Regions from separate parts of the Homo sapiens genome. Here region 2 is linked to region 1. Evidence: read pairs that join two places in POLR2A ChIA-PET (ENCODE). Cell type or tissue: OCI-LY7. All regions are shown on one strand. Links, peaks and the distances in the headings refer to the core of each region. The heading gives the core; the rest is flanking DNA.

The links. ChIA-PET counts read pairs that join two places held together with the same protein. Peaks named below come from ENCODE experiments on the same cell type or tissue, not always from the same donor. Only the 100,000 strongest peaks of a DNase experiment are listed, where the experiment ranks them.
Region 2: POLR2A ChIA-PET joins it to region 1 with 6 read pairs; 3 of 35 experiments call an interaction of 5 or more read pairs at or near these places.

What each region holds. Positions count from the first base shown.
Region 1 is chr17:30,810,696-30,815,476 of GRCh38, reverse strand. The region is part of intron 1 of CRLF3 (cytokine receptor like factor 3); the gene reads left to right. Among named protein-coding and RNA genes, the nearest start is that of CRLF3, 12 kb to the left of the region's middle. In OCI-LY7, for the core only: no CTCF peak of the experiment used is centred there; a DNase peak (open chromatin) is centred at 4,520; H3K4me3 peaks cover 221 bases; H3K27ac peaks cover 1,870 bases.
Region 2 is chr17:30,490,726-30,495,506 of GRCh38, reverse strand. It overlaps GOSR1 (golgi SNAP receptor complex member 1), which reads right to left. Exons shown (of 9, transcript NM_001007025.2): 6 at 2,754-2,828. Among named protein-coding and RNA genes, the nearest start is that of GOSR1, 16 kb to the right of the region's middle. In OCI-LY7, for the core only: no CTCF peak of the experiment used is centred there; no DNase peak of the experiment used is centred there.

The sequences.
Region 1 (4,781 bases), core at 562-4,561:
GGCAAGTTGGGTGGATTACCTGAGGTCAGGGTTTCAAGACCAGCCTGGCCAACATGGTGAAACCCCATCTCTACTAAAAATACAAAAAGTTGGCCAGGCGCAATGGCTCACACCTGTAATCCCAGCACTTTGGGAGGCCAAGGCGGGTGGATCACCTGAGGTCAGGAGTTCGAGACCAGCCTGGCCAACATGCTGAAACCCCATCTCTACTAAAAATTCAAAAATTAGCCAGGCTTGGTGGTGGGTGCTTGTAATCCCAGCTACCCGGGAGGCTGAGGCAGGAGAATTGCTTGAACCTGGGAGGCAGAGGTTGCACAGAGCCAAGATTGCGCCACTGCATTCCAGCTTGGGCAATAGTGCAAGACTTCATCTCAAAAAAAAAAAAAAAAAAAGAAAGAAAGAAAAAAGAAAGAAAAAAATGTGTGTGAATGTTATAGAGGTATGTTTTTGTGTGTAGATTTTTTTGTTTTTTAAAGACGGAGTTTCGCACTTGTTGCCCAGGCTGGAGTGCAATGGCGCAATATTGGCTCACGGCAACTTCCGCCTCCCGGGGGTTCAAGTGATTCTCCTCCTTCAGCCTTCCGAGTAGCTGGCATTACAAGCATGTGCCACCACACCCGGCTAATTTTGTATTTTTAGTAGAGATGGGGTTTCACCATGTTGGTCAGGCTGGTCTCAAACTCCCGACCTCAGGTGATCCACCTGCCTCGAGCTCCCAAAGTGCTGGGATTACAGGCATGAGCCACCATGCCCGGCAATTTTGTTTTAGTGTAGATTGTAATGTATATAATTTTGATAGAGAACTATTTTTTTTTTTTTTGAGGTGGAGTCTTGCTCTGTCACCCAGGCTGGAGTGCAGTGGCACGATCTCAGCTCAGCGTAACCTCTGCCTCCCGGGTTCAAGCGATTCTCCTGCCTCAGCCTCCTGAGTAGCTGGGATTACAGGCTCCCACCACCACGCTCGGCTAATTTTTTTGTATTTTTAGTAGAGACAGGGTTTCGCCATACTGGCCAGGCTGGTCTCCCAACTCCTGACCTTAGGTGATCCGCCTGCCTCGGCCTCACAAAGTGCTGGAATTACAGGCATGAGACACTGCTCCTGGCCGATAACTATTCTTATTGCTATAAATCTGGTAAAGAATATGACTAATTTGTCATCTAAAAAGCCAAACAAATATAAGACAGCCTTTTATTGTTATTACTATTATTATTATTTTTTCGAGACGGAGTCTTGCTCTGTCACCCAGGCTGGAGTGCAGTGTCTCAGTCTCGGCTCACTGCAACCTCTGCCTCCTGGATTCAAGCAATTCTTCTGTCTCATCCTCCCGAGTATCTGGGATTACAGGCATGCGCCACCAAGGCCAGCTAATTTTAGTATTTTTAATAGAGACGAGGTTTCACTGTGTTGGCCAGGCTGGTTTTGAACTCCTGGCCTCAAGTGATCTGCCCGCCTTAGCCTCCCAAAGTGCTGGGATTACAAGTGAGAGCCACCACACCCAACCCAGCCTTTTTTTATTATTGAGGGCTATCAGTGAGTCACTAATATTTGCAGCTATTTTAGTTGTTCGTATTAGCTGTGAAAGCTTGAGAAACTAAATTTTCCTAATCTTCAGTTTCCTTCTGTGTAAAATGAGGATAAGGGTAGTATCTGCTTTACCTGGCCATTGTGGGAATTAAAATGAGAAACTTATTTAAAATGCTTAGCACTGGGTGTGGGGAGGGGGGAGGGATAGCATTAGGAGATAGATATACCTAATGTTAAATGACGAGTTAATAGGGGCAGCATACCAACATGGCAGATGTATACATATGTAACAAACCTGCACGTTGTGCACATGTACCCTAAAACTTATAGTTATTAAAAAAAAAACGCTTAGCACAGTGCCTAGGACATAGGAGATTCTTAATTAATGTCAGCCATAATAATACTAAATATTATTGTTATTCAAGGTGACATCCCCTGCTCCTCCAACTGACAACTTATTCTTTAAATGTCTCCTACTCTCTTTCCCATCATAATGCTCTTTTATGCTCTGATGGCAGTTTGTGGCTGCCCCAGATATGTAAGAACATAATTCATTTCATTATAGTTACTTTTGCTTGCCATCCCCCTTACCAGAATGAGAGTTTTTGAGGTGAAGACCATGCTTTATTCATCTTTATAACCCTAATTTCTGACACATACTAGGCCTCAATAAATGTTGAATGAATGCCTTTATGAATGTTGTGGGTGTAATTTGGCAGACATTCTTTTTTCGATTGTCTTGGTCTTGATGATGTGCACTCTATTAGTATAGATAATCAAGAATTAAGCGTGTATTTTTTTATATGATTTGTTTACTGCTACGTAATAAAACTGTGCCAAAGCTTAATGACTTAAAAAGCAACCATTTTATTTGCTTACAATTCTGGAAGTTGACTGGGGCTCAGATAGGTAGTTCTCCTGGTTTTGCTTGGCAACACTCTTGTGGTTGCAGTTGTGGCTGGAATGTCTGACAGAGAACATTCATTTATATTTGGAGACTTAGTATTAGCTAGTCTCAGTTGGAACACTGGCATACCTGGGCTTTGGTGCCAGTCTCTCTCCCTGTCTTCCTCCCTTCCTGCCTTTTCACCTTCCTGTCTCTTTCCCCTTGTCCTCTCCAGAAAGATAGACATACTTCTTTCATGGTGGCCTCCAAAAAGCAGATGTTGACAGGTCTTCTGAAGGATGAGGCCTGGAACTGGCACAGGATCAGTTTCACTCTATTGCTGTGCACGTGTGACTGCATTGCTAGTCACAGGCCCAGCCCAGATTCTAGGGGAGAGGACCACACAAGGCCACGAGTAGTTGGAAATGTGAATTCCTGGTTCATTGGGGGCCACTACTGTAACAGATTACCAAATCATATAATATACGTTTTCTGTTTGAAAGTTCTCAATTAAGCACTTTTTTTTCTAAAAAAGTCTTAAGTGTAAGAGAAACAAGGAGAAACATAGCAGTGCTTACAAGTCCATTCTTGAGTCAGACTGAATTCAAAATCTCTGCCACTTCACTAACTTTGTGATATGGCCAGTTTCATCTCTCTGACTCCCATGTTACTCATCTACACAGGTTCTCTTCACAGGGTTATGGTAGAGTTTAAATGAGACCATAGGTACAGATTTACCTGGCATACAGGTACTCAGTAGATAATAGCTGCTGCTGTATTGTTGCTGTTTCCATTATTACTAATGACTGATGTCTTGGTGTCAGTACAAAGACAAATAGCTAATGTAATATACATTTCACAGAAACTGAGAAAAAATATGTTGATTAGCGTTTTCAATTTCAGTTGACTATTTTTTATCTTTGTCTTTATTTTTATTTTTATTTTTATTTTTTTTTTAGACGGAGTCTCGCTCTGTCGCCCAGGCTGGAGTGCACTGGCGCAATCTCAGCTTGCTGCAAGCTCCGCCTCCCCCGCTCACGCCATTCTCCTGCCTCAGCCTCCCGAGTAGCTGGGACTACAAGTGCCCGCCACCAAGCCCAACTAATTTTTTGTATTTTTAGTAGAGACGGGGTTTCACCATGTTAGCCAGGATGGTCTCGATCTCCTGACCTCATGACCCGCCCGCCTCGGCCTCCCAAAGTGCAAGGGTTACAGGCGTGAGCCACCGCACCTGGCCTTTTTTTTTTTTTTTTTTTTTTTTTGAGACAGAGTCTCGTGCTGTCCCCTGGGCTGGAGTGCAGTGGCACGGCCTCGGCTCACTGCAACCTCCACCTCCCAGGTTCAAGCAATTTTCCTGCCTCAGCCTCCTGAGTAGCTGGGATTACAGGTGCCCGCCACCATGACCAGCTAATTTTTTTGTATTTTTAGTAGAGACGGGGTTTCACCATGTTGGCCAGGCTGGTCTTGAACTCCTGACTCCGTGATTCAACTGCCTCAGCCTCCCAAAGTGCTGGGATTACAGGCATGAGCCGCTGTACCCGGCTGTCTTTTATTTTTGATAAATATGTTTTTCTGTTTTTTTTTGTGGTGTTTTTTGTTTGTTTGTTTGTTCGAGACAGAGTATTGCTCTCTCACCTGGGCTGGAGTACAGTGGCGTGATCTCGGCTCACTGCAACCTCCACCTCCTGAGCTCAAATGATTCTCCTGCCTCAGCCTCCGAGTAGCTGGGATTACGGGCAGGCACCACCAAACCCAGCTAATTTTTGTGTTTTTAGCAGCGACAGGGTTTCACCATGTTGCCCAGGCTGGTCTCAAACTCCTGAGCTCAGGCAATCCACCTGCCTCAGCCTCCCAAAATCCTAGGATTACAGGCGTAAGCCACTGTACCTGGCCAGTTTTTAATCAGTATGTTCTTGTTAGCAAATAGTTTTGTGTTTTATATATGTGGTTTTCTTTTTTGTTTGTTTGGTTATTTTTGAGGCAGGGTCTCACTTTGTCACCCAGGCTGGAGGGCAGTGGTGCAAAAACCACCCACTGAAGCCTCAACCTCTCAGGCTCAAGTGTTCCTGTCACTTTAGCCTCCCAAGCAGCTGGGACTACAAGCCATGCCACCACACACAGCTGATTTTTTGTATTTTTTACTAGAGACAGAGTTTTGCCATGTTGCCCAGGCTGGTCTTGAACTCCTGGACACAAGTGATCCGTCCTTCAAAAGTGCCGGGATTATAGGCATGAGCCACCGCACCTGGCCTCTACATATGTCTTTTTAGTAACTAAACTCTGGAGGAAAATATATCAGTCACTGTTGTTTTGGAGGGTTGTGAAGGAAATACTCCCTAAGCTTTTGGGTGGCTTAGTATTGAAATACAA
Region 2 (4,781 bases), core at 217-4,216, 320 kb after region 1:
AAGGAATCCAGAAGAGATGAGGCTTTTTCTGCTTGTGTAAGTTATCTCCTTATTCAAGTTTATCTTCACCACTGAAAACCTCTGAAAGTTGTCAACTTCATTAAGGTAAATACAGAAGACGTATTTTATTCAAAATGACAAAATGCTTCTAGAGAAAAAGCATCATATGCCTGGTCAAGTAATGAATGTATGATTCTGGATAAATTATGGCATTTCAATGTTTGAGGTAATATAGTCTGTCTGTCTCTACTCCTTAATTCTCCATCTATAAAGACAGCAAGAATATAATCAGCCATGTCTTTTTTTTTTTTTTTTTTTTGAGCCGGAGTCTCGCTCTGTCACACAGGCTGAAGTGCAGTAGCGTGATCTTGGCTCACTGCAACCTCCGCCTCCCGGGTTCAAGCAATTCTCCTGCCTCAGCCTCCCAAGTAGTTGGGATTACAGGTGCCCACCACCATACCCGGCTAATTTTTGTATTTTTAGTAGAGATGGGTTTTCACCATGTTGGCCAGAAAAAGCCATATATCTTGTATAAAATAAATACAAAGAGAGAAACAATGGGTGACAGAGTGAGACCCTCAAGTCAAAAAAAAAAAAAAGTCTGGGCACATTGCCTCACGCCTGTAATCCCAGCACTTTCAGAGGCTGAGGTGGGTGGATCTCTTGAAGTTAGGAGTTCAAGACCAGCCTGGCCAACAGAGTGAAACCCCATCTCTACTAAAAATACAAAAGTTAGCTGGGTGTAGTGGCAGGTGCCTGTAGTCCCAGCTACCTAGGAGGCTGAGGCAGGAGAACCGCTGGAACCCAGGAGGCAGAGGGCACAGTGAGCTGAGATCACACCGCGACACTCCAGCCTGGGCAACAGAGTGAGACTCTGTCTTAAAGAAAAAAGAAAGAAAAGATTATAAAGGCAGAAATTCTTGGGGTGGGGAGAAGAACTATACAAAATTAACTAGATACTTTTTCAAGAAGAAAAATATCAGGGAGTAGTGAAAAAGAACAATTACATAAAGAAAGAGAAATTATCTAAATAGCAACTAAAAACCCTATGAGAATGTATCAACAGTCCAGCAAAAAACAAGTAGTTACAAGCTTGACACTAATTCAAAGTCAGTATTTTCTTCTGACTGACAGACTCAGGGAAAGAGAAGCCAAAAACGAAAGTTACTTTATCCACCATATAGCAAAAGAAATTTGTCATCCATAACATAAATTGCTAAAACCTAACAGCATTTATTTTTATATAAAAAGAGTATTAAGGAGAGCTGGTAAAAACAATTCATTACAAAGTTGTGTGTGTGTGTGTGTGTGTGTTTAAGTATGGCATTCATTTACAAAAACTGATTTACTCTTTTTCCAGGCAAAAATATGTGCTTTTGGAGCAAGTAAAAAATTACATTAACATTAAAAAACAATATTTATGAAGAAGCAAAAGCTTAAACATAGTTCTAGCCATAAAAGGTCCGACCCTACTGCAAAATATCAAACTTGGAAATTTGCCAATATTATAGAAAAACTTTGCAAATGAGTGTGTTCTTTAATCCTGCAATTCTGATTTAGGAATTTAGAATGAGGAAATCATGACGGATACACACAAAGGCTTTACTGTGTATAATAGTAAAAACAGAACATAACCCAAAAGGCCAACATTAGGGAAATGGTTACATAATTTATGGTTTATCTTTATTATGGAATATATGCACCATTTATTTTAAAAAAACAAAAAATCAAATTATATGGGAAAAAGCTTGCAATCTACTGAAGAGTAAAAAATATTACAGAATTTGTAGTAATGTGTCATTTCAATTTTCTTTTTGTGTTGTTGAACTATCCATACTTTCTAAAATGAGCACTATGAAAGGCATTTAGCTTTTGTTATTTAAAGTTATTTCAAAAAAATCTTGCCACTTCTTCCTCAAAGCACTTGGCAAATGAAATACAAAAACACTGAAAAACTAAAGTTTTTCACATTATTTTGTAAACATATTTTACTGATAATTTTAATGTTATTTTATTACCTAGCAAGTATTTGTAATTACAAAAAAAAATTGATTTAAGAGAAGTATTTAGAAGCTTGTGTTATCATACTGAGGGCAATGACGAAGCCCATCTTTTCAGTCTCTACGACTCATCTAATTCATCAGGAGCTCTTATTCCATTCAGTTTCATCCTGTCTCAGTCTCTCTCTGTAGAGAATTAGCACATGCACTGGCCGGGTGCGGTGGTGGCTCACGCCTGTAATCCCAGCAATTTGGGAGGCCAAGGTGGGTGGATCACGAGGTCAGGAGATGGAGACCATCCTGGCTACATGGCGAAACTCCATCTTTACCAAAAATACAAAAAAATTAGCCAGGCATGGTGGCACACGCCTGTAGTCCCAGCTACTTGGGAGGCTGAGGCAGGAGAATCGCTTGAACCCGGGAGGCAAGCGGCTGCAGTGAGCTGAGATTGAGTCACTGCACTCCAGCCTGGGTGACGGAGCGAGACTCCATCTCAGAGAAAAAAAAAAAAAAATAACAACCATATTAAGGTAACAATTAAGTGATGTGAAATATTCAACAGCATAGGATCTTTCCTAATTATGGTTGGAACAGTTGCAATTCCTTTTCTATTGAAAAGAGTCATTAGGAGAATAAAATGAATTAGCATGGACAAGGCACTCAGTATAATAAACATCATAAAATGTTGGTTACATAAGTAAATGAATTAATAAACGTGGAAAACCACATAATGCACATACATTCAATACCTACTTTCGAAGGTGGTCATGTTCTTTCAAAAATAGCTCAGTTCTTCTGTTGTTTACTCCAGACCCACTTTTATATGACCTGGGACAAAAGAGAAAATTTAAAAACATTTTTGGCAGAGAATACAAAATCAGATTGACTGACCCTAGTGATCTTGAAAGTAGAAAAATTGAGCCTCTCCAGAGTTTTGAATGAACAATGAAAGTACATAATCCTTTGCATTTCCCTCTGAAAAATGTTATCTATTTTAGGTAGATAAATATTAATGCCTCTGCATCTCTAATTTAGGCCCAACAGTTTACTGTTTTTCACCAAAATAACTCAACATTCTGAAACAAACAACCAAAACAATCTTACTTTTCCTTTACCTCCTATCTCTGATATCTTCATTTTTCTCCAAGTAGAAGTAAAACTTAGGACTGATTTAGTACACAGCACACAGGGTGGGAAAGCTGTTGAAATGAAATGTTTTCTTTCACAATAATATATGTGGTCCACCAACTGAAGCCTAAGGAACACTGAAATCAAGCTAAAGATTTGCTCATTTTGGCACACTTAAGGATAACCATTTTGGTCTTCAGTGTATTGAAGTTGACAAAAAAATTACTCTTATCACTACTATCAAAAATTTAATTTTTCTGTTTTCCACTAATAATAAAGTATCAGGAACAATTTTTTTTTTTTGGAGACAGAGTCTTACTTTGTTACCCAGACTGGCATGCAGTGGCACAATGTTGGCTCACTGCAGCCAACATGCTGTTAAAACTGAAATACTGGCTGAAAGGCAGTGCTACAGGAGAAACCACCACCAAGGAAAGCAGAATAATATAACCAAGAACACATTGGACTCAGGAGACTGATGACTTGGATTTAAATCTATACTGAATCATTTCATAGCCACTTCACCTCAGACAAGTGTCTCAATACCTAGTTTTGTAAAATGAGACTGATCATTTCTATCTTAACCAAAAGATTGCTATGAGGCCAAAAAAATATAATACATTAAAAAATACTGTGTAAACTACTACATATACTTTCCTCTAGCACCTAGATTCTAAACTCCTACAGGACCACATTGGTCTTTTCCTTTCTTTTTTTTTTTAGACAGAGTCTTGCTCTGTCACCCAGGCTAGAGTGCAGTGGCACGATCACAGCTCACTGCAACCTCCACATCCCAGGTTAAACCAATTCTCCTGCCTCAGCCTCCCGAGTGGCTGGGATTACAGATGCCTACAACTACGCCCAGCTAATTTTTTTATTTTTAGTAGAGACGGGGTTTCACCATGTTGGCCAGGCTGGTCTTGAACTCCTGGCCCCAAGTGATCCACCTGCCTCAGCCTCCCAAAGTGCTGGGATTACAGGCGGGAGCCACCACGCCTGGCCGGTCTTTTCATTTCTACCTTCTGCTGTGACTAACTCAGAGTTGATACTCAGGAGACAGTTTAATGAATAGATGAACATATCTTTTATGGCCATTTTTCAAAAAGCAAGTTATTACAATGGGTTGCATTCTAGTGATTCCCACAAATTATGGGGGGGCTCAGTGTCTATACATTAAAGACCATCCCCTATATGGGTTCCCAATGCATTCCTCAAAACATATATATAAATGGACTACATGGAAATTAAACAAAAGACTTAAATGTCCTGAAGGACTAAAAATATTACAACAATCTTACTGTTGAAACTGTTACTGTTACAATAAAATAAAGGATCTCTAGGAAAGTGTTTTCGAGAGTACACATAATATACAGTTTACCATAAATGTGTATCATAGTTTATAAAATGTATCACATAATTTATCACAAATGAGATGATGACAGGTATCATTAGATGGCTCCAAATTGGAACATCTTCAGCTTCAATGAGACGCCCATGGGACTTAACTTTGTCAGTAGTGTTCAGTTGTAAAAAAATTTCCAAAAATGCTATGAAATGCTAGAATAGATCATTAAAGGTGAGGTGAAGGGACAGAAGAAAAAAACAAATATTTAAAATTATAGATTGAGATCAGTATGAGAATGTTGGGAGTCC